Linked DNA regions of Homo sapiens: region 2 is linked to region 1. A link is a loop called in an ENCODE intact Hi-C map of the cell type or tissue named here. Cell type or tissue: heart right ventricle. All regions are shown on one strand. Links, peaks and the distances in the headings refer to the core of each region. The heading gives the core; the rest is flanking DNA.

Region 1 (8,086 bases), core at 5,587-8,086:
CCAGCCTGGCCAACATGGTGAAACCCCACCTTTACTAAAAATGCAAGAAAGTAGCCGGGCATGGTGGCGGGTGCCTGTAATCCCAGCTACTCGGGAGGCTGAGGCAGGAGAATCGCTTGAACCTAGGAAGCAGAGGTTGCAGTGAGCCAAGATCGTGCCATTGCACTCCAGCCTGGGCAACAAGAGCGAAACTCTGTCTCAAAAAATAAAAGGGTTCAACAGTGGTTTCGGCCCTCGTTTGATAATAGTAGCCCATTTTCTCTTTGAGGGAGATAAAAGAAGGTTACCAGGAGTTGGTGAATGCTTCGGGATGACCCTCTATTTGATGACCTGTGACAGTGTGGTTAGACTTTTGAAATGGGAGCGTGTTACCCTTTTGTCTGAGACCTCGATGGTGCCTTGGGCTCATGAATTCGTGACCTTTGCAATAACACTTTTCCATGGAAGGCACCAACTTCCCTTTTCCATTCCTGGAGATGCAGATAACACTGCCGCAGGCCAGAGCCCAGAGGCATCGGACGGTAACTTTGTGAAGCTTTTATGCTCCAGGGTTTGGGAATAACTGTTGCAAAATTGTCAGAGCCTTTGTTGATGGACGAGGAAATGGTCACTGATGTGTTCCCTGGGATCTGTCCTCCTGCAGCCTGGGAATCTTGTCAGTGACTGATTGATTGGGGCCTTGGTGCCAGGAAAGGCTTCACGACCACGACAGGCGCAAGAGGAAGTGAAGCGGTCATCCTCTGGGTGGGCCAGTGGGGTAATGGGTTTGCTCAGGTTTCTTCCTACAGTGAGGTTTACAGCAAATGACTGAGGAAGCCCCCACAAGCTGAGAGATTCCAGTAATAGGGTGACAAGCTGGCCTTGGAGCCAGGCTAGTGGGAAAGACCTGAGCCTGCAGCTTTCAACAGCGGGCTTTCCTGGACTTCTACTTCAATTGCAGAGAGCCGTTCGCAGAGACTTCCACTGTAGCTCTGTGCCAGGGCGGTAGAGAGTCCTTGGTGACTTTGGCCAGGGGCCAGGATGGGTTCTGCGTGGATCTGAGTTGCTTGGGGGAGCAAGTCCTCCAGGCCTGTGCCTGGGGTCCTGGTACTGACCGTCCTCCCCCACTGCCCTAGTAAGGGCACTGAACCCACATCCTGGATCTTGAGAAAAGCTGGGGCCGCCTGTGGTTAGCAGCTGCTTTCTCAAATGACATATTTGGGATATTTTCTTTTTCTTCCCAAACCTGAATCTCAGGGGCTTTTGCCTGTGGGAGGGTGGAGGGTGGTAGGTCTGCTACTGTAGCTCTTCCATTCTTTAGGGATAGACTGATTTCTCTGCCTGTGAAACGCAGAAATATGTTTCCAGATAATTCCACCTATGCTTATATACTGGGACGGCAGCTGCTCTCCTGAGCCCTACAGTGCCCGGTCCCTAGAGGCCAAATCCTGCTGGGACTGCCCAGCCTCTAGCCTCCCCACAACCCAGAAAGTCCCTAAAGCCCCAGCCACCGTGGGCTCCCTGCTCTCTGAAGCTGTCTCTGGAGATCTGCTTGGGAATTCAGGGAGGGGCCCTCCTATTCATGTCACATTGGGCACTGGGAATGGGGAGATATTTTTATCAGAATCTGAAGCCCCTCCCTCCACTTAGTACATACAATAAACACTGAAAGCTTCCTGGTTTTGTTCAGGGAACACAGTTTACCACTTGTGACCCAAGAAAGACTCCCTCGAACAGCGTCGTAACCTCGTCAGCTGACTTCCTTCTCCATCCCTGTTGTGGAGTCTGTGAGGAAACCTAAGTGTTTCTGGTAATTTAGTTGCAATCTTGGCCGGGTATTCATTTGAAGACACAAAGCTGGAGCCAGGTCTGTGGAGACTCCTGCAAACCAGCCCCCTGAGACCAGAGCTGGCTCTTCCATCAGGCACGTCCAGCCAGGGATTGGGACCTCAGCAGCAATTAGGAGGCCCCATGTCTGTGACACGCGGGGCTGCGGGGCTGCTCAGTTGGGAGTGTGGCATGGACCCACGATGGGGCCCACTGAGCATGGGACGGGGGCAGGGGGTAATGAAGTCGGGGCCTGGCTTTCCCCAGCTCTTGATGGGAAAAGCCAAGGCCACATTCTGTAGGGTTCTGGAGTGTGGGGTGACCCCTTCCTGACCCCCCGGGGCAGAGGAGTTGCCAGGGCTGTGTCCTCCCTCCCGGCCTCCTGAGCAGGGAGTGTGCCACTTTGAGTGGCACAGGCCACCGCTGCTGCTGTCCTGCGGTTGGCACTGTGCTTCTGTGGTCATCACCTGTGGTCCTCACGGCGGTGTGGATGTAGGTATGGCCCGGACATTACGGTGGAGAGCGCTGGAGACTCAGTGGAGGAGAGAGGGCTAGAGTCGCGGTGCAACTGTGTGAGCGCTGCCAGGCGCCCCACTGAGGACACTGAGGAGAGAGCACTTGGAGGGCAGACTCTTACAAGAGAAGCTTTTCAAAGATCCCAAACACCATTTCGGACAAAGCATATATAAATTTTTTTTTTTTTTTTTTTTTAATGGAGTCTTGTTCTGTCGCCCAGGCTGGAGTGCAGTGGCACGATCTCGGCTCACTGTAACCTCTGCCTCCCGGGTTCAAGCGATTCTCCTGCCTCAGCCTCCTGAGTAGCTGGGATTATGGGTGCATGCCATCACGCCCGGCTAATGTTTGTATTTTTGGTAGAGATGGGGTTTAATCACGTTGGCCAGGCTGGTCTCGAACTCCTGACCTCAAGTGATCCTCCCACCTTGGCCTCCCAAAGTGCTGGGATTACAGGTGTGAGCCACCGCGCCCGGCCGCATATATAAATGTTTTTAAACCTGTTTTTAAATATGAAATTAACATGTGTTCACTATAAAAATTAAGAAAAACGGAAAGAAACTAACCCTTTCTGTAGGGAAAACCACTGAAGCCATTGTGATGATTGGCCGCCTGCCTTCTGTGTACAGCGCACGGAGGCACAGCTTTAAGCATCAGATGACGATTCTGTCGTGTGTGTGTATTTCGTGTCCAGCTTCCTTTGCCTGCCGATTTCTGGGCACTTTCCCATATGATTAGGTCAACACTCTTCTCATGGCGAAAACTGGTTTGTCATATGAGTTGTTAATAAGTTCGTGGTGAATGCTGGTTTGTCATATGAGTTGTTAATAAGTTGACTGTTGGACATTTAGGTGGTTTCCAGTTTTTCCTTGTTATAAATATTGTGATAAATATCTGTATATAAAAATCTTAGCGCATAGTGATTTTCTTGGGGTAAGCTCTTGCAAAGGGAGCTTTATAAGGTTCTTGATACCTGTTGCCAGAGCTCACTCTAGAGGATGACTTGTCCCCCTTGCCCTCAGCACTAAGCGTTCATCAGTGTGGGGGATAATGACATCACAGATGTCATTGGCACAAATTGGCTTTGTGCCAATTTGATAGAAGAAAAACTGTGTCTCATTTAAAAAATACCTCATTTTAATATGCATTACCTCGTTTAGTGAGGGTGAACATTTAAAATATTTTTTCCACCAGTTATATTTCTTCAACTCTAAATTGAAGAAATTTAGAGTCCTTTACATGTCTTGGTCTTAAAAGCCTTTTGGGTTTTTTTTTTGAGACAAGGTCTCACTTTGCCACCCAGGCTGGATTGCAGTGGCAGCATCACAGCTCATGCAGCTTTGACCTCCCGGGCTGAAACCCTTGCCTACCTCAGCCTCCCAAGTTGCTGGGGCTACAGGCACACACCACCATACCCGGCTAATTTTTAGAATTTTTTCATAGAGATGATGTCTTCCCTGTGTTGCCCAGGGTGGCCTCAGACTCCTGAGCTCAAGCGATCCTCCTGTCTCAGCCTCCAAAAGTGTTGGGATTATAGGCTTTAGCCACTGTGCCCAGCCCTTAAAAGTCTTTAGGAACACGGCTTCTTAGCTTTTCTAAGGAATGTTTGACAGTGGCAACTTGTAGGGCCTGGCCTTGCCTGCCACCAGAGCACCCTGGGAATCTCTGGGCCAGGTAGACATGGGAAGTCAGGGTTTTCTGGGCTGGCCTGAGGGGCTGGGCTGGGGCCAGCCGGCCATGTGGTGTGGTGCTGGAGGGGACTCCTCACTATTCCTGTCTGTTCCTCTTCCTCAGGAGCAAGAGCAGCTCTACCTGAGGTCAGGTGTGGTGTCCTCTGCCACCTTCGAGCAGCCGAGTCGCCAGGTGAAGCTGTGGGTGAAGATGGTGACTCCACTGATCAAGAACTTCTTCTGAGGACAGACAGGTGCTGTCTCTAGCATCACCTCTCAGCACGATTTTCCCGAGAGTTCACAGGTGGGGCAGGTGGTTGTTCTGACTCAACCAGAGCTTCCAGAGGGCTCTTTGATCCCTTTCTCAGTTAAACACAGAGCAGCATCTTCAGGGGTATGGCAGCTGTCCTCAAAGTTAGAAGCTGGATGCTAAATTAGGCAGTCTGTTCACTTTCCATCTGGTACCCACTCCACTAAGTCCCAAGGCGCCTGTGCTGGGGTCGGCAGTGGCAGCCTGTAGTCCCCTTCTGCTCTCCCTTCCCAGGGGGTCCTGAAGAAGCCCTGGGGCAAGGGCTCAGGGATGAGGGGGCAGAAAGGCAGATTGAGCCCCTCCAAGCTGAGCACACTGGTGCAGGAGATGTAGACGTGGGAGGAGGGGAGCACGTTTGCTCGTGAGAGTGGCTCTGGCTTGCTGCCCTGGCCGGCTGTAGTGCACAGGGTGGGGCGTCGGTAGAGCCAGACCGTGGGCTGCTGCCTGGACGCCTCGCTGACATCCCTGTGCTGCGGTTACAGAGCTGCGCCCTTCTAGACTCTGGAAGTTGAGTAACAGGACCTGCTCTGCCCACCCAGGAGGGGCCTGCCGCTTCACCAGAGGCACCAGTGGGGTCCCACAGTCACCTGAGGTACCCCTGGACTGTCTTGACGCCTAGAGGTCCGGGCAGGGGGTGGCTGCCATTAAAGGTGGGGTCTTTGCTGAGTGACCTTTTGTGTCCTGGATCCCTCAGGGCCTGGACTGCACTCCGGGTGGGGTCAGGCTCCCGAGGCCCCTGCTCTCTGGTTCTGGATGTTGTGGGTAGTTCTGTTGCTTTGGATGGCTGGGCCTTTGGATGGTGGCTTGTGGGGAAGGGACGGTGAGGAGTCAAAGATGAGCCAGGACCCATGTGGCCGGCACATGCGCTAGTGCCGGCATCTCATGTGTGCAGCGTGGGCTCCCTTAGTGCCTGGCACCTTAGTGCTCTGCTAAGTCTCATTGTTTAAAAATGTGTAGTTTATCTGCAGCTTTTCCTAGTTATTTTAATTACTTTTCATTTTATTTGAATAGTGTGTGCAAATGTAGAGAGTAAAACAATACTGCGGCCATTTCCTGCCCTCCCTTCCCCCAGGCAGCCACTCTTGGCTTGTTTCTTCTGATGTGCACACGTGTCCGTATTTCTAAATAACGTGCATATCCTGCTGTCTTCCCCCAAAATGTGTACTTAACCAAAACAGCACCAGTGTCACTCCTGAAACAAAAATTACCAAGAATGTCTTAGTATCATCAAATACCTAAATGGTGTTCACAATTCCACTTGCCTTAAAATTAATTTTTTCGATTATTTGACTTGAAGTCCAATTAAGGACTACACCTTGTGATTGTTTTTTCCCTAGCAATTTATTTTTTGAAGAATGAACTTTATTTTTATTGGATCTACTTAAAACATTTTTGTGTCACCTAGTAGCAGGGGATTTTGAATACATGTCATGTGTGTTTATAAAGCCAGCTCTCCATATCCCCCAGTGTCTCCAGGAGCTGCTTTTGTGACCTCACTGCCTGATCTCTTTATCATCTTCAGGTGCTTGACCCTTGCACAGAGAGAAGCTTCCTGGGCTACAGGGCATGGCAGCCTGTCCTTTCGGGGAGTGAGATTAGATTTAGTCCCTGCACTTTGCCTCTCTAGAAGCAGCTTCTCGCCTTTCCCTCCCGAGGGCTGGCAGGAGTCACTGTCACCCTTCATGGGGTCTGAAAGGTTGCATAGGCTCACCTGGTCTTAGACAAGGACAGTTGCAGCTTCCGCACCAGGCAGACCTGCAGTTTGAGTGGCTGGGGATAGGTGGAGCGGCGGCCTGGCCACAGTGCCCTGGACAGCAGCACATCACATCAGTTAACACTGTTTGCCTTCCAACTAGTTATTACGGTGTCCTGTGGGACAATTAGACTGGAGGAGCCAAAGGAATGTGCAGGGGCACTGGGTTTCTGTTTGGAGAGAGGCTCTCGGTAAACAGAGTTCGCATTCCTCCAGATTCTGTGGGACCAGAGTAAATATCATTATGCCACAGCCAGGCTTAAGCAATCTATCTGCAGTGCCGTTCCCGCAGCGCACACTGCTCCCTCTGTCTCTGCTGATGACCTTCGAGGCTGTCCTAGGCAGGTTCTCCCTGAGGAGCTCCCCACACCAAGCCTCCCTAACTCTGCAAAGCAGCCGGAGCAACAGAGAGCAGCGGGCGGCGGGCGGCGGCCGCCGCAGTCCTCCCGGCTTTCTAGGTGCGCGGGGCTGTCGTGTTCCAGTCCCTGTGTTCCCCGTCGCTGGAGTGCAGCTTAAGTGCGAATCATTTCTTGGAAAGTTTAGAGATAATTTTGTCAACTACCCACAATATGTATGTGTGGACTAGATTACTTTCTTATTTCAGGATCTAAAGGCAAAATGGAAAAACGTCACATTTTGTGGTTATTACCAGGGACTGAAGTGAGTTGCCCGGTGGCCCCTGGTGGCTTTAGCTCCCCTGGTCACCTGAAGGGCTGCAGTGACCCCTCCTGGCCAGCAGAGGTATTGGCCCAGCCAGGCTGGGGGAGGCTGAAACTGCTTCCCTTCTCTGCAGCCACAAAGGGCTGGATTCCTTGGGCGCCAGGAGGGGAGGATTTTTCTTTTCCCTCCGATAGCCCTACTGGGCGCTAAGATTGTTGTGAATCATTACCCTCAGAATTTGGACTTTCTAGATGCTTCTTAACCCATGATTTAGGTGAGTAAACTTGGAAAAATGTTTTTGCAAAACTTGATGATCAAGCTGAACGTAGAACGATATTCCTAATGGGTGTGTTTGCCTTTTTTCCCCCTTTTGAGACAGGGTCTCACTCTGTCACCCAGGCTGGAGTGAGTGGCATGATCATGCCTCGCTGCGTACTTGACCTCATGGGCTCAAGCGACCCTCCTGCCTCAGCCTCCTGAGTAGCTGGGACCACAGGCACATACAACATTCCCAGCTAATTTTTTGTATTTTTGATTGATAGAGATGGTTTTGCCACGTTGCCCAGGCTGGTCTTAAACTCCTGGGCTCAAGTAAGATTGCCGTCCTGGGATTAGAGGCGTGAGCTGCTGCAGCGGCCTGCTTTTCTTTGAAGCCTGAGAAATGTTGAGGGCCGGGCACAGTGGTTGACACCTGTAATCCTGGCGCTTTGGGAGGCCGAGGTTGGTGAATCACCTGAGGTTAGAAGTTTGAGACCAGCCTGGCCAACATGGTGAAACCCCATCTCTACTAAAAATAAAAAAATTAGCTGCGTGTGGTGGTGGGTGCCTGTAACCCCAGCTACTTGGGAGGTTGAGGCAGGAGAATCGCTTGAGCCCAGGAGGTGGAGGTTGCAACGTGAGCCGAGATTGCGTCATTGCACTCCAGCCTGGGCGACAAGAGTGAAACTCTCACTCTCCCTCGAAAAAAAAAAAAAATGTTGATCCTGTCTTGGTCCCCCTGGGATCCGTCTTTTCTGACGTTTGCCGCTGTCTCCCCTCATCCCCCAGGTTGCTAGTTAATTCTCTCCCCTCGTGCCTGCACCCTGCTGCCCTAGCTAGCCTGGCCACCTCACTGCCGTGTCCTGCATCAGCCCAGCCACAGAGTCCTACAGGTCCGGGGCTTGCTTGTGGGAACGGCTTGTTCTTCTAGACTCTGGGGGCGGGGGCTTGGGTGTGTTTCCTTACTTGTAAAAGGTCCTGTTGTTTTTGGGAGCAGGGAGTAATGGCGGATGAGACGCTGTGTGGAGGCGGCAGCTCCTGGTATGGGGTAACGCCCTGTCCCCTCATTGGCAGGTGGTTTGCATGAAGCATCAGGCCAGAGGGTGTGAGTGCCAA
Region 2 (13,327 bases), core at 6,939-9,438, 130 kb before region 1:
GCAGTTCTTCACTGTAAGAGTTTACTTGTGGCTGGGCATGGTGGTGAACACCTGTAGTCCCAGCTGCTTGGGAGGCTGAGGTGGGAGGATCACTTGAGCCCAGGAGGTTGAGATGGTAGTGAACCATGACTGCACCACTGTACTGTATGTAACCTGGGTGACAGAGTGAGTGAGACCCTGTCTCAAAAAAAAAAAAAAAAAAAAGTGGGCCGGGAGCAGTGGCTCACTCCTGTAATCCCAGCACTTTGGGAGGCCAAGGCGGACGGATCATGAGGTCAAGGTATCGAGATCAGGCCGGGCACGGTGGTTCACACCTGTAATCCCAGCACTTCGGGAGGCCAAGGCAGGCGGATCACGAGGTCAGGAGATCGAGACCATCCTGCCTAACATGGTGAAACCCCGTCTCTACTAAAAAAAAAAAAAAAATACAAAAAATTAGCCGGGCATGGTGATGGATGCCTGTAGTCCCAGCTACTCGGGAGGCTGAGGCAGGAGAATGGTGTGAACCCGGGAGGTGGAGCTTGCAGTGAGCCGAGATTGCGACACTGCACTCCAGCCTGGGCGACACAGCGAGACTCCGTTTCAAAAAAAAAAAAAAGATATCGAGATCATCCTGGCCAACATGATGAAACCCCATCTCCACTAAAAATACAAAAATTAGCTGGGTGTGGTGGCTACTCCGGAGGCTGAGGCAGAAAAATCGCTTGAACCCAGGAGGCAGAGGTTGCAGTGAGCTGAGACTGCGCCACTGCACTCCAGCCTGGTGACAGAGCGAGCCTCCGTCTCAAAAAAAAAAAAAAACAGAACAAAACAAAAAAAGTGTTCACAGATGGGCTTGGAGGTCCATGGTCCATCCTTGTTCTTCAGGCCAGCCAAAGGTGGCCAAATTTAGTAAAAAAGCAAACAAAAAACCAAGACACCTAGTTAAATTTGAATTTCAGAGAAATAACAAATACATTTTTAGTGTAAGTATATCCCATGCAATATGAGAGAGATACTTACTCTAAAAAATGTATTTGGCCAGGCGTGTGGGCTCACACCTGTAATCCCAGCACTTTGGGAGGCTGAGGTGGGTGGATCACTTGAGGTCAGGAGTTCGAGACCAGCCTGGCCAACATGGCAAAAACCCATCTCTACTAATACAAAAATTAGCCGGGCCTGGTGGCGAGCACCTGTAATCCCAGCTACCAGAGGGCTGAGGCATGAGAATTGCTTGAACCCAGGAGGTGGAGGTTGCAGTGAGCCAAGATCATGTCACTGCACTCCAGCTTGAGTGACAGAGTGAGACTGTGCCTCAAAAATAAAAAAAAATGTATTTGTTGTTTCTCTGAAATTCAAATTTAACTGAGCATCCTGTGTTTTATCTGGCAATCCTAGTCCCACCCTCTTCCAAATTCACATCTTTTTTTTTTTGAGACAGAGTTTCACTCTTAATGCCCAGGCTGGATTGCAGTGGCATGATCCCAGGTCACAGCAACCTCTGTCTCTTGGGTTCAAGCAATTCTCCTGCCTCAGCCTCCCGCGTAGCTGCCGTGCACCACCACGCCTGGCTAATTTTTGTATTTTTAGTACAACGGGGTTTCACCATGTTGGCTGGGCTAGTCTCGAACTCCTGACCTCAGGTGATCCACCTGCCTCGGCCTCCCAAAGTGCTGGGATTACAGGCGTGAGCCACCACGCCCGGCCCTCCAAATTCACGTCTATAAGAACGATTTTCCTGCCCCAACCATACATTTCTCACAGATAAAGGTGCATTTTTATCATTTCGTCTTTCCTGGGGCTGAAATGGCTTCTTCTTTTTGCATTTTATGGTTTTACAATTGTAGCAGTAAAACATTCTTGCCGGCAAGATGATTGAAAATTTAACTACAAAAGGCATCATTCATTTTATTTTTGTCTTCATTGGAGACATAAAATGGATTCGCAATCATCCCACCACAGTGGTTGAGTATTGTGGGTTTTAGAGTTGCTCACATAGCACATTTATACTCACCAGTGTGAGGGCTCTTTGCAGCCGCCAATGGAGTGATCGTTTGTGTTTTGGAAGCAGCAGTAACATTTATTCCTAATAATCCTGCTGCAGTGGGTTCTTGGTATTTTATAGTTGTTATTGCAGTAAAATTTATATCCTACAGAATTATGACAATATTCAGCTACTAATATGATTATTATTTGTGTGTGTGTGTTAAAACCACGGAAATAAAATTTACTCCCAACAATACAGTGGCAATTTTATGTCCCTAAACCTGACCGTAAATAATAAACATAACTACAGAATGCCTGTAAACACATAAAACATCCTTCTCGGAAAAAGTGAACTCTCCATTGCTATCCTGATGAGACCAGCAGCTGGGGAGCCTGGTCTAGCAGTTAGGGCTCCTGGGCAGACTTCAAAAGGATGAAGCAACTTCTTCACAGGACTCCTGGAGAGCAAGTTGCTTAACATTTCAGAGTCCAAGTCAGCCCGTCTCAGAGAACGTGGGCTGGTCCATCGCCTGATGAGTGCACGGATACAATGTGTGGTAACCACACTGTAGAACACTGCTTGGCCGTAAAGAGAATGCAGTTCTCATACACACTGCAACTCGGATGAGCCTTCGAGACATTATGCTCCACGAAAGAAGCCAGATACAGCCAGGTGCGGTGGCTCACTCCTGTAATCCCAGCACTTTGGGAGGCCGAGGCGGGCAGATCACAAGGTCAGGAGTTCAAGACCAGCCTGGCCAACATGGTGAAACCCTGTCTCTACTAAAAATACAAAATTAGCTGGGCATGGTGGCGCATGCCTGTAATCCCAGCTACTGGGGAGGCCGAGACAGGAGAATCGTTTGAAGCCAGGAGGCAGAGGTTTTGGTGAGTCAATATCGTGCCACTGCACTCCAGCCTGGGCAACAGAGCGAGACTCCATCTCAAAAAATAAAAGTAAAAAAAGCCAGACACAAACGATGTATACTTTTGATCCACATACTGTATGATCCCATTGAAATTAAATAGCCAGAAAAAGGCTAGGTGTGGTGGTTCACACCTGTTATCCCAGTACTTTGGGAGGCTGAGGTGGGAGGGTCGCTTGAGCTCAGGAGTTTGAGGCCAGCCTGGGTAACATAGCAAGACCCCCATCTCTACAAATAACTTAAAAATTAGGCAGGCATGGTGGTGTGCACCTGTAGTCCTGGCTACTTGGGAGGCTGAGGCAGGAGGATCCCTTGAACCCAAGAGGTTGAGGCTGCAGTGAGCCATGATCATGCTGTTGCACTCCAGCCTAGACAACAGAGTGAGACCCTGTCCGAAAAAACAAAAACAAAAACAAAAATTAAAAATATCTAGAAAAAGTAAATTTCCATAGACAGAAAGTAGACGAGTGGTTGTCAGGGGCTGGGGGAGGGAAGGGGAAATGGGAAGTGACCGCTCATGGATCCTTTTTTTTTTTTTTTTTTTTTTTTTGAGACAGAGTCTTGCTCTGTCACCCAGGCTGGAGTGCAGTGGTGCAATCTCGGCTCACTGCAACTTCCGCCTCCTGGGTTCAAGCGATTCTCCTGCCTCAGCCTCCTGAGTAGCTGGGATTACAGGCATGCGGCACCATGCCCAGCTAATTTTGTATTTTTTTAGTAGAGACGGGGTTTCACCATGTTGGTCAGGCTGGTCTCGAACTCCTGACCTCAGGTGATCTGCCTGCCTTGGCCTCCCAAAGTGCTGGGATTAGAGGTGTGAGCCACTGCGCCCGGCCTCATGGACACTTTTGAGATGATGAAAATGTTCTGGTAGGGCTGGGCAGGGTGGCTCATGCCTGCAATCCCAGCACTTTAGGAGGCCAAGGTTGGCGGATCACCTGAGGTCAGGAGTTCGAGACCAGCCTCAACATGAAGAAACCCCGTCTCTACTAAAAATACAAAATTAGCCGGGTGTGGTGGTGCATGCCTGTAATCCCAGCTACTCGGGAGGCTGAGGCAGGAGAATCACTTGAACCTGGGAGGCGGAGGTTGCGGTGAGCCGAGATCGCACCATTGCATTCCAGCCTGGGCAATAACAGCGAAACTCCGTCTAAAAAAAAAAAGAGAGAGAAAATAAAAAGAAAATGTTCTGTGGTTGACTACAGTGATGGTTGCACAATTCCATGAATTCACCAGAAGCTGTTGAGTGTATACTTTCAATGGGTGAATAGTGTGGTGTTTAAACGCTCTTAATAAAGTTGCTAAGGCCGGGCACGGTGGCTCACGCCTGTAATCCCAGCGCTTTGGGAGGCCAAGGCAGGCGGATCACCAGGTCAGGAGTTTGAGACCAGCCTGGCCAACATGGTGAAACCCCGTCTCTACTAAAGATACAAAAAAAAAAAAAAAAAAAAAATTAGCCGGGCGTGGTGGCACACGCCTGTAATCCGAGCTACTTGGGAGGCTGAGGCAGGAGAATCGCTTGAACCTGGGAAGCAGAGGTTGCAGTGAGCCAATATCGCACCATTGCACTCCAGCCTGGGCAACAGGGCGAGACTCTATCTCAAAAATAAATAAATAAATAAATAAATAATAAATAAAGCTGCTAAAATGAAAAAAGGAAGAAAACATGCTTCTGTTCCTCCTGCCCCCCACCCCTGCCTCCCCTGGGCTTTCAGCTGCTGTCTCTAGAGAATGTTTGGAACAGGTGTCTGGGAATAGCTAACAAAATCCCTCTGGCTTCTCCTTGCCTTGTGGGTTATGGATACTGCCCCCTTCCTCCATCGTGAAATGAAAAGTGACATGACCCTAAAATCTAAAAGGACCATAAGGCCCATTAGGCAATCTCAAGAGAGCCACCTGCAAGGGACAGAGGTGTGGCAGCAGCCCTGGAGAGAAGGAGGCCAAGCAGAGAGGGTGCAGGCTGCCAGGATGGAGCCTCTGCCCGCCACTCACTGGGCAGCAGTGGAGCTGCCTCTGCCTGTATCATCCCCATTTTATGAATGGGGAAGCTGAGGCAGAAGCAGTGATACAGCCAGAATGAACAGTCTTAGGCATCGTCCACAGACCAGCGAGTTACTCCACCAGGTGTCTGTATCACCCAAAGAACCTGAAGTGCATGGGCTCCTTGCGAGCTTTTTTCTCTCAAAAAAAAATTGTGGGGCTGGGCGCCGTGGCTCACACCTGTAGTCCCAGTACTTTGGGAGGCCAAGGCGGGTGGATCACTTGAGTTCAGGAGTTCAAGACCAGCCTGGGCAACATGGCAAAACCCCGTCTCTACTAAACACACAGACAGTTTGGCTGTAGTGGCGCATGCCTGTAGTCCCAGCTACTTGGGGGACTGAGGTGGGAGAATCGCTTGAGCCCAGGAGGCGGAGGTTGTAGGTGAGCCGAGATGGTGCCACTGCACTCCAGCCTGGGCGACAGAGTGAGATCCTGTCTCAAAAAAACTGTGGTAAAATAGGCCGGGGGTGGTGGCTTACGCCTGTAATCCCACCACTTTGGGAGGCCAAGGTGGGTGGCACCGGAGGTCAAGAGTTTGAGGCCAGCCTGGCCAACATGGTTAAACCCCTTCTCTACTAAAAATACCAGCGTTAGCTGGGTGTGGTGGTGCGCACCTATAGTCCCAGCTACTCGGGGGGCTGAGGCAGGAGAATCGCTAGAACCCAGGAGGTGGAGGTTGCAGTGAGCCGAGATCACATCACTGCACTCCAGCATGGGTGGCAGAGTGAGACTCTGTCTCAAAAAAAAAAAAAAAATTTGTGGTAAAAAACACATAGCATAAAATTTGCCACTTTAGCCTTTTTTTTTTTTTTTAGACAGAGTCTCGCTCTGTCGCCCAGGCTGGAGTGCAGCAGCACGATCTCGGCTCACTGCAAGCTCCGCCTCCCAGGTTCACACCATTCTCCTGCCTCAGCCTCCTGAGTAGCTGGGACCACAAGTGCCCGCCACCGTGCCTGGCTAATTTTTTGTATTTTTAGTAGAGATGGGGTTTCACCATGTCAGCCAGGATGGTCTCAATCTCCTGACCTCATGATCCACCTGCCTCGGCCTCCCAAAGTGCTGGGATTACAGGCGTAAGCCACCGCGCCCAGCCAACTTTAGCCATTTTTAAGTGTTTCAATTCAGTGGCAGTAAGTATCTTCACATCGTTGTGTGACCAAGTGTCAGAGGTGACGTGGGCTGTCCAGGACACATGACTGGTGGGAACTACAGGGTCCCCGTCCTGGTCCTCACACCGCTGTTGGCCCTGGACAAGGTATGTCTTCTGAGTGCGACCAGAGGCCCAGAGAGCACGGGATTGGCTGCGGTTGCCAGTGCCTGGGGCAGTTCCCGCTAATGCCATCGTCCTGGGGATCCCCTTGAGTCCCCTGCTCCTGCTTCTTAGTTTGCTGCACCCCAGAGGGTGACTGGGACCCCCATGCCTGGGACACTGGTTGCATAGGCAGCTTCCAGGGCCACCCCAGACCTCCCAGCTCAGAGTCCTGGGGCCTGGGGCTGTGAGTTAATCAGTGTCCAGGCAACCAGGGATGCCACAAGAAGTCAGGAAGTTTCCAGACTTGCCTGGTCTCAGAATTATCTAAGCTCCTTTTTTTATTTTTTTTTTTTTAAGACAGGGTCTCGCTCTGTTGCCCAGGCTGGAGTGCAGTGGTGGGATTTTGGCTCACTGCAGTCTCAACCTCCAGGGTTCAAGTGATTCTTTCACCTCAGCCTCCCAAGTAGCTAGGACCACAGGCGTGTACCACCATGCCCCAGCTAAGTTTTTAAATATTTTGCTGAGACAGATCTTGCCATGTTGCCCAGGCTGGTCTTGAACTTCTGGGCTCAAGCGATCCTCCCAACTTGGCCTCCCAAAGAGCTGGGATTACAGGTGTGAGCCACTGCGCCCGGCCCATCTGAGCTACTTTTAGAAGTATAGGTTCTCTGGCTTCTCTCCAGCTGAGACCAAACCACCTCTGAATCTATTGTTAAGAGGTACAAGGGGCTTGTGATACAAAAGTGGCAAAGCTGGACAGGCACAGTGGCTCATGCCTGTAATCCTAGCACTTTGGGAGGTTGAGGTGGGCCGATCACTTGAGGTCAGAAGTTCAAGGCCAGTCTGGCCAACATGGTGAAACCCTGTCTCTGCTAAAAATACAAAAATTAGCCTGGCATGGTGGTGCGTGCCTGTAGTCCCAGCTACTCGGGAGGCTGGGACAGGAGAATCACTTGAACCTGGGAGGCGGAGGTTGCAGTGAGCTGAGATCATGCTGCTGCACTCCAGCCTGGGCAACAGAACAAGACTCTGTCTCAAAACAAAACAAAACAAAAACAAAAACAAACCTGCAAGGCTGTCGGTTCATGCGCTCATTCCTTCACTCATTACTGCAGTCCTACTCTGTGTATTCATTATTGCAGTCCTACTGTGTGTGCCTCACCTCTGCAGCCGGATCCTGCCCCAGCCCCAGGCATGAAGGCATGGAGCCCCTGCCTGTGCACGTCCTTCTTCCTGGGCTACCCTGCCTCTCCCCTTGTGCCTGACATTGAGGGCTGTGAGACCTCCTACTCGTCACCCCTCAGCCAGCTCTGTTTGGCCCCCCAAAAGCCTTGGGACCTCCTCGGGTCCTGGACGTGGGACTGGCTCTGATTCTAGCCTCTGGGCTGGGCTGCTGCTGACAAGTGTTCAGCTCCTGCTGCTCAGATGAATGAAGGGACAGAAGGCGGGTGTCTAGGCATGGCCGGGACCTGGGATTCTATTTTTTTTTTTTTTTTTTGAGATGGAGTTTCGCTTTTGTCGCCCAGGCTGGAGTGCAGTGGTGCGATCTTGGCTTACTGCAACCTCTGCTTCCAGGGTTCAAGCGATTCTTCTGCCTCAGTCTCCCTAGTAGTTGGGATTACAGGCGTGCACCACCAAGCCCAGCTAATTTTGTATTTTTAGTAGAGACGGGGTTTCTCCACGTTGGTCAGGCTGGTCTCAAACTCCCGACCTCAGATGATCCGCCTGCCTCGGCCTCCCAAAGTGCTGGGATTACAGGTGTGAGCCACCATGCCCAACCCCCCAGCCAGGACGGGAACTTCTTAGGATCCGGCTGCAGCCCAGGGCAGAGGAGTTCCCGCGGCTTCCTCCAGTGAGTTAAGTCAGGCCTGAGTGAGCATCTACTCTTTCTGGGCCGCTAGAGGGAGACCTTCGCAGCCTCGTACTTGGCTCAAGACACCAGGCTAAGGGGTGTCAGTGTGTGTGAGTGTATGTGTGTGTGTGAGTATGTGTTTTGTGTGTGTGTGAGTGGCGTGTGTGTGTTGAGTGTGAGTGTGTGAATGAGTGTGTGTGTGTTTTGTGTGTGAGTGCGAGTGTGTTTGTGTGTTGAGTGTAAGTGTGAATGAGTGTGTGTGTTGTGTGTGTAAGTGCGAGTGTAAGTGTGTGTGAGAGAGAGTGTGTGTGTCCTACCTGGGCATGCACGGGTGGGTGTGGGCAGTGACCTGAGCCCTGCACGTACTGCCAGGTGGCCCGGCTTGCCAAAGGTGGGGAAGGGTTATTTACCCAAAGTGGGAGAGACCTGCAGGCTGGGCGGCAGCGGCAGGAAGAACAGCGAGCGAGGCCACAGTGGCATCCATGGAAGATGTTATTTGGGGCCTTTTCCGTGCCTGCTACTGTTCTTCGCATCCTGCGTGTATCACGAGAAGCAATCCTATCAAAGGAGGACCTATGAATACAATATCCACTTTACAGAGGAAGAAACTGAGGCTCAGAGAGGCTGAGTCACTTCCAGAGCTGAGATTTGAACCCAGGGAGTGGGGGCTGGGGCCTGGGCTCCACAGCACAAAGGAGCCCTGCCTGCTGGGACAAGGAGCTGCCTTGTGGTATGGCCAGTGTGCCCAAGCCAGCCTTTGGAGCCCGCTGGGCTGGCTCTGGGTTCCAGCTCTGCCGCCTGCCTGCTGAGTGTCCTTGGGAAAGTCCCTCCACCTCCCTGAGCCCCGCTTTCTCCTCTGTAAGATGGGACTAATGACACCTATTTCTCTGGTTGTTTAGAGGTTTAATGGTTCACTGTATGCAGAGGGAGGCAGACTTCAGGGCCTCCTCAGGAGCCTTGGCATGCGGCCACAGGGCCTTTGTATGTACTGTGTGTGCGCCTAAGATGCCCATTAGAAAGATAAGATGCCACCTCACTGCGGACTCCCCTTAATCTCCCTGCTGCAGGGCCAGCTCCAGGGGTGTGTGACCTATGGAGGTGCACTGGTCCCCATGCTCAGAGCACGCTGTGCTGGGTTTAATGATCTCCGTCACCATTTCGAAATTCTTAGTGATTTTTTAACAAGGAGCCCTGCATCTTCATTTTGCACTGGGCCCTGCCAGTGTCACAGCTGGGCCTGCCCTGCAGTTTCTTTTTCTTTCTTTCTTTTTTTTTTGAGATGGAGTCTCGCTTTTGTTGCCCAGGCTGGAGTGCAATGGCATGATCTTGGCTCACTGCAGCCTCCATCTCCTGGGCTCAAGTGATTCTCCTGCCTCAGCCTCCCAAGTAGCTGGGATTACAGGCGCCCACCACCACGCCCAGCTAATTTTTGTATTTTTAGTAGAGATGGGGTTTCACCATGTTGGCCAGGCTGGTCTCAAACTCCTGACCTCAGGTGATCCGCCCACCTCAGCCTCCCAAAGTGCAGGGATTACAGGCGTGAGCCATGGTGCCCGGCTGCCCTGCAGTTTCTCCTCCTGCGCCGTGCCCCGCATGATCTGCCCCCAGCGAGGAAGGAGACTGAAGAGCAGCAGGGAGGGTCCCTGGAGACAGAGCGGGCAGAGTGGGCTCGACGCACCCCTGACACCCATCAGCAGGCGCCTTCCTCAATGCGGACAGGCAGACCCTCCTCTCTTGGGCACACACTCAGTCAGCCCCTGGGTCAGTTGCTCCTCCTAAAATGGGACTGACAGTTGAAGACCTCCAAGCTTCCCAGTCATAGCAGTGGCCCCTCTCAGCCCACACCCAGTCCACTCTGGATTGCTAGTGGGGATCCCCCGAGACAGGGTTCTCCCCCAGGCTGGTCAGCCCCACATCTGTGAAGCTTTCTGGGCCTCTCCACACCCCCAGTTCTCTGAGGCAGGCGGGGTCTCCAGGGCAAACTCGTGTGAGCCTCACCTGTGTGTTGCACCGTCCTGTCTGCAAACAGAAACCCTCACGCTGCCGAGCCGATGCCTCTGTCCCCAGCACCTCCTTGGGGACGGTGGACTCCATGGTCAAAGGGCCAACTCAGGGGAGCCACAGTATCTGTGCTTCAGGCAGCCCGAGTTGAGGACGTGTGGCATTCTGCTGGCATCGTTCATGCCTCACTCTTGGCTCTGGGGCTGGGCACTTGCTTTCTGGCCCAGCCTGCCGCCAGGGTGAATGGCCTCTGGGGCAGATGGCGTTCTGGGAACAGGTAATGTCCTGGCCAGCGGGCAGGCCGGAGCTGGAGCCTGGGTGGAGGGCTCCCCAAGGACCACCCTGGGTCCCACTCGGCTTTCCCTGCGTGGGGGCGACACTGTTGCCAGTTACAGACCGCCCAAGAGTGCCCCGAGATCTAAGCATAGGACACAACAGGGGCTGGTCTCATCCACCTCGGATCCACCCACCTGCAGCCCAGTCCGGCTGTGTCCCTCAGGTCACACTCACTGTGTTTTGAGAACTCTCCTCCGGGCCTACAAAGTTTGCCAAGGCGAATGTCAAAGGGATATGGGGGCAACAGCTCCCAAGATCAGCCCTAATCCACCCTCCTCATCTGCCCTCTCCATGGGGCCTCACTCCATGTCTCCAACATCTCAGGTTGGTGTCCAAGCCACGGCCTCACATGGACTCACCTCCTGCTTCAGTCTCTGTTTCTGACCAGGCTTCTTGCTCCCAGGGAGGAGCGAGCTTGGACCGCTGCTCTCAGAAGGGACCCTCCTAGCTGGACCTGCCCCTGATTTGGCCGGGTGCCCTGGGCTCTGTGCCCATCTCCACCAACCTCCCAGAAGCGAGAGCTGGATACCTGCCTCTCTGTGTCCAGCTTCCTTCCTTCCTTCCTCAACAATCAGTTATTAAACACCCAGGATACAGATGCACGGTGCTGCTGCAGCTGTCCTCCAGGCTGCCTTTTTTTTTTTTTTTTTTTTTTTGAGACAAAGTCTCACTCTGTCGCTCAGGCTGGAGTGCAGTGGCACGATCACAGCTCACTACAACCTCAACCTTCTGGGCTCAGGTGATCCTCCTACCTCAACCTCCCAACTAACTGGGACCACAGGTGCATGCCACCATGCCTGGCTTGTATTTTGTGTAGAGATGAAGTTTTGCCATGTTGCCGAGGCTGATCTCGAACTCCTGGGCTCAAGTGATCCACCCACCTCGGCCTCCCAAAGTGCTGGGATTTCAGGCGTGAGCCACCGTGACTGGCCCCATGCTCTTGGCTTCTAATCATAGACTTTGGGGCTCATTCAGATCACCTCTCATAGTGAACTTTTGTCACTTTCTTCTCCACCATCCACTTTACCCCAGGGATGAGCCTTCATTGGTCTAAGCCAGTCTGACTCTCTCACCCCCTTGGTTATAACGATATAGGATACATGTCCCAACCCGGGTCAGATGGCCCTATAAATAGGTTTCAGTTGCTTTACCTACAAGTAGTTCCTTTTTTTTTTGAGATGGAGTCTTGCTTTGTCACCCAGGCTGGAGTGCAGTGGCACGACCTTGGCTCACTGCAACCTCCGCCTCCCAGGTTCAAGTGATTCTCCAGCCTCAGCCTCCCAAGTAGCTGCAATTACAGGCGCACACCACCACGCCCAGCTAATTTTTTTTTTTTTTTTTTGAGACGGAGTCTGGCTCTGTCCCCCAGGCTGGAGTGCAGTGGCACAATCTCGGCTCACTGCAAGCTCCACCTCCCGGGTTCACGCCATTCTCCAGCCTCAGCCTCCCGAGTAGCTGGGACTACAGGCGCCCGCCACCACGCCTGGCTAATTTTTTAGTATTTTTAGTAGAGATGGGGTTTCACCATGTTGGCCAGGATGGTCTCGATCTCCTGAGCTCGTGATCTGCCCTCCTCGGCCTCCCAAAGTGCTGGGATTACAGGCGTGAGCCACCGTGCCCGGCCTACACCCAGCTAATTTTTGTATTTTTAGTAGAGATGGGGTTTCACCATGTTGGCCAGGCTGGTCTTGAACCCCTGACCTCCGCTGATCCACCCACCTAGGCCTGCCAATGTGCTGTGATTACGGGCGTGAGCCACTGCACCCGGCCAAGTAGTTCCCTTTCTGTTGCATTGGGACCTAGAGGCACATGGCCTGGGCCTGCCCAAGGGTGTCTTGTGACCATGAGGGAGAGTCTGCAGAGGACAGGGCCCCTCCCCGTGCAGGAGGGCCTGGCTAGTTGAGTGAGTCTCTGATGAGGCAGTGCCTCCGAGGGTCAGTCATGCTCAAACTCAGTGTGCCCCAAGTCCTGACCCCTGGTATTCTGGGCTATCACTGCCCAGGAAAACAGCACTCCAAACCCTGGCCTTCAGGCCTGTTCCTTTATGCTTATCGCTGGAATCCCTGGTCCAGAGGGTCTTCAAATCCACACAAGCCCCTCCTGCTTGGCCCTAACCCGATGGGTTAAGCGTTTCAAGGGAGGGCTTGAGAGGTCCCCAGGACATGCCTGGAGGGCCAATAAATGACCGTGAACGGTGGTGAGTGAGGCAGGTGGAGAGTGTGACCATGAAGAGCAGGGCAGACTCCCCAGAGTACTGTAGGGAGGCAGCTGCAGTCTGGATGAAGAGTACACGCCAAGGCCAATTGTGGTTGCTGGTGGGATGCAGCTGGGAAAGCGAGAGTGAGGACCCCAGACCCTGGCGGCTGCAATGCCTGGGGGCATGTGACATGGTGGTGAAGGGGGAATTGTGTGTTGATCCTACCCTGGCCGCAAGTCCAGGCTCACAGGCCATGGCCACTGACCACAGGAAGAGGCCTCCCTCCTTAAAGTCGGGAGAATATCCCAGAACTAAGGCTAGTCCTGCATCCTGGCCGGGAATCCCAGGCCAACACCCTCCCCGCGATCTTAGGTGCTTAGCAGCCCTGGCTGGTGACCCCTGGGCGGAGAGAGTACGGTAATTTGCAAGAAATCCAAGAAAGCCCTGGTGAGTGGTTGCTTTTCCTATGTTGCAACCATCCGCGAAGTGAATGCTGCTCTGTGTCTCTATTGTTGTTTTGATGGTGTTCGAGATGATGAGGAGAACCTGAGTCACAGCCTTTACGAGTCTGATTTCCTCAATTTACAGGAGCTGCCTACGCGTTCTGGAAGAATTCACATGCTGATTTGTAGGCGGCCTGGCCAGGTGCTTCGGAGACTCCAGCAGCATCGAAGGTGTGATTTTAGATCTGTACTCCCGAGGCTCTTGTGTTATTTAAGAAGGTCAGTGTGAGGCCGGGCGCGGTGGCTCACACCTGTAAT

What was found. Peaks named below come from ENCODE experiments on the same cell type or tissue, not always from the same donor. Only the 100,000 strongest peaks of a DNase experiment are listed, where the experiment ranks them.
Region 2: a loop joins it to region 1, with 6 times the contacts of the local background. A loop is called at or near these places in 102 of 110 quality-filtered maps.

What each region holds. Positions count from the first base shown.
Region 1 is chr17:78,415,433-78,423,518 of GRCh38, forward strand. PGS1 (phosphatidylglycerophosphate synthase 1) reads left to right here. Exons shown (of 10, transcript NM_024419.5): 9 at 4,114-4,243. The coding sequence ends at 4,233. Among named protein-coding and RNA genes, the nearest start is that of PGS1, 41 kb to the left of the region's middle. RefSeq lists a silencer at 316-610 and enhancers at 2,142-2,650, 4,160-4,844, 7,118-7,697. In heart right ventricle, for the core only: a CTCF peak has its summit at 6,780 (motif pointing left); a DNase peak (open chromatin) is centred at 6,789; H3K27ac peaks cover 1,149 bases.
Region 2 is chr17:78,281,881-78,295,207 of GRCh38, forward strand. No RefSeq gene overlaps it. Among named protein-coding and RNA genes, the nearest start is that of LINC01993, 10 kb to the left of the region's middle. RefSeq lists an enhancer at 5,778-6,279 and a silencer at 9,851-10,120. In heart right ventricle, for the core only: a CTCF peak has its summit at 8,070 (motif pointing right); a DNase peak (open chromatin) is centred at 8,071.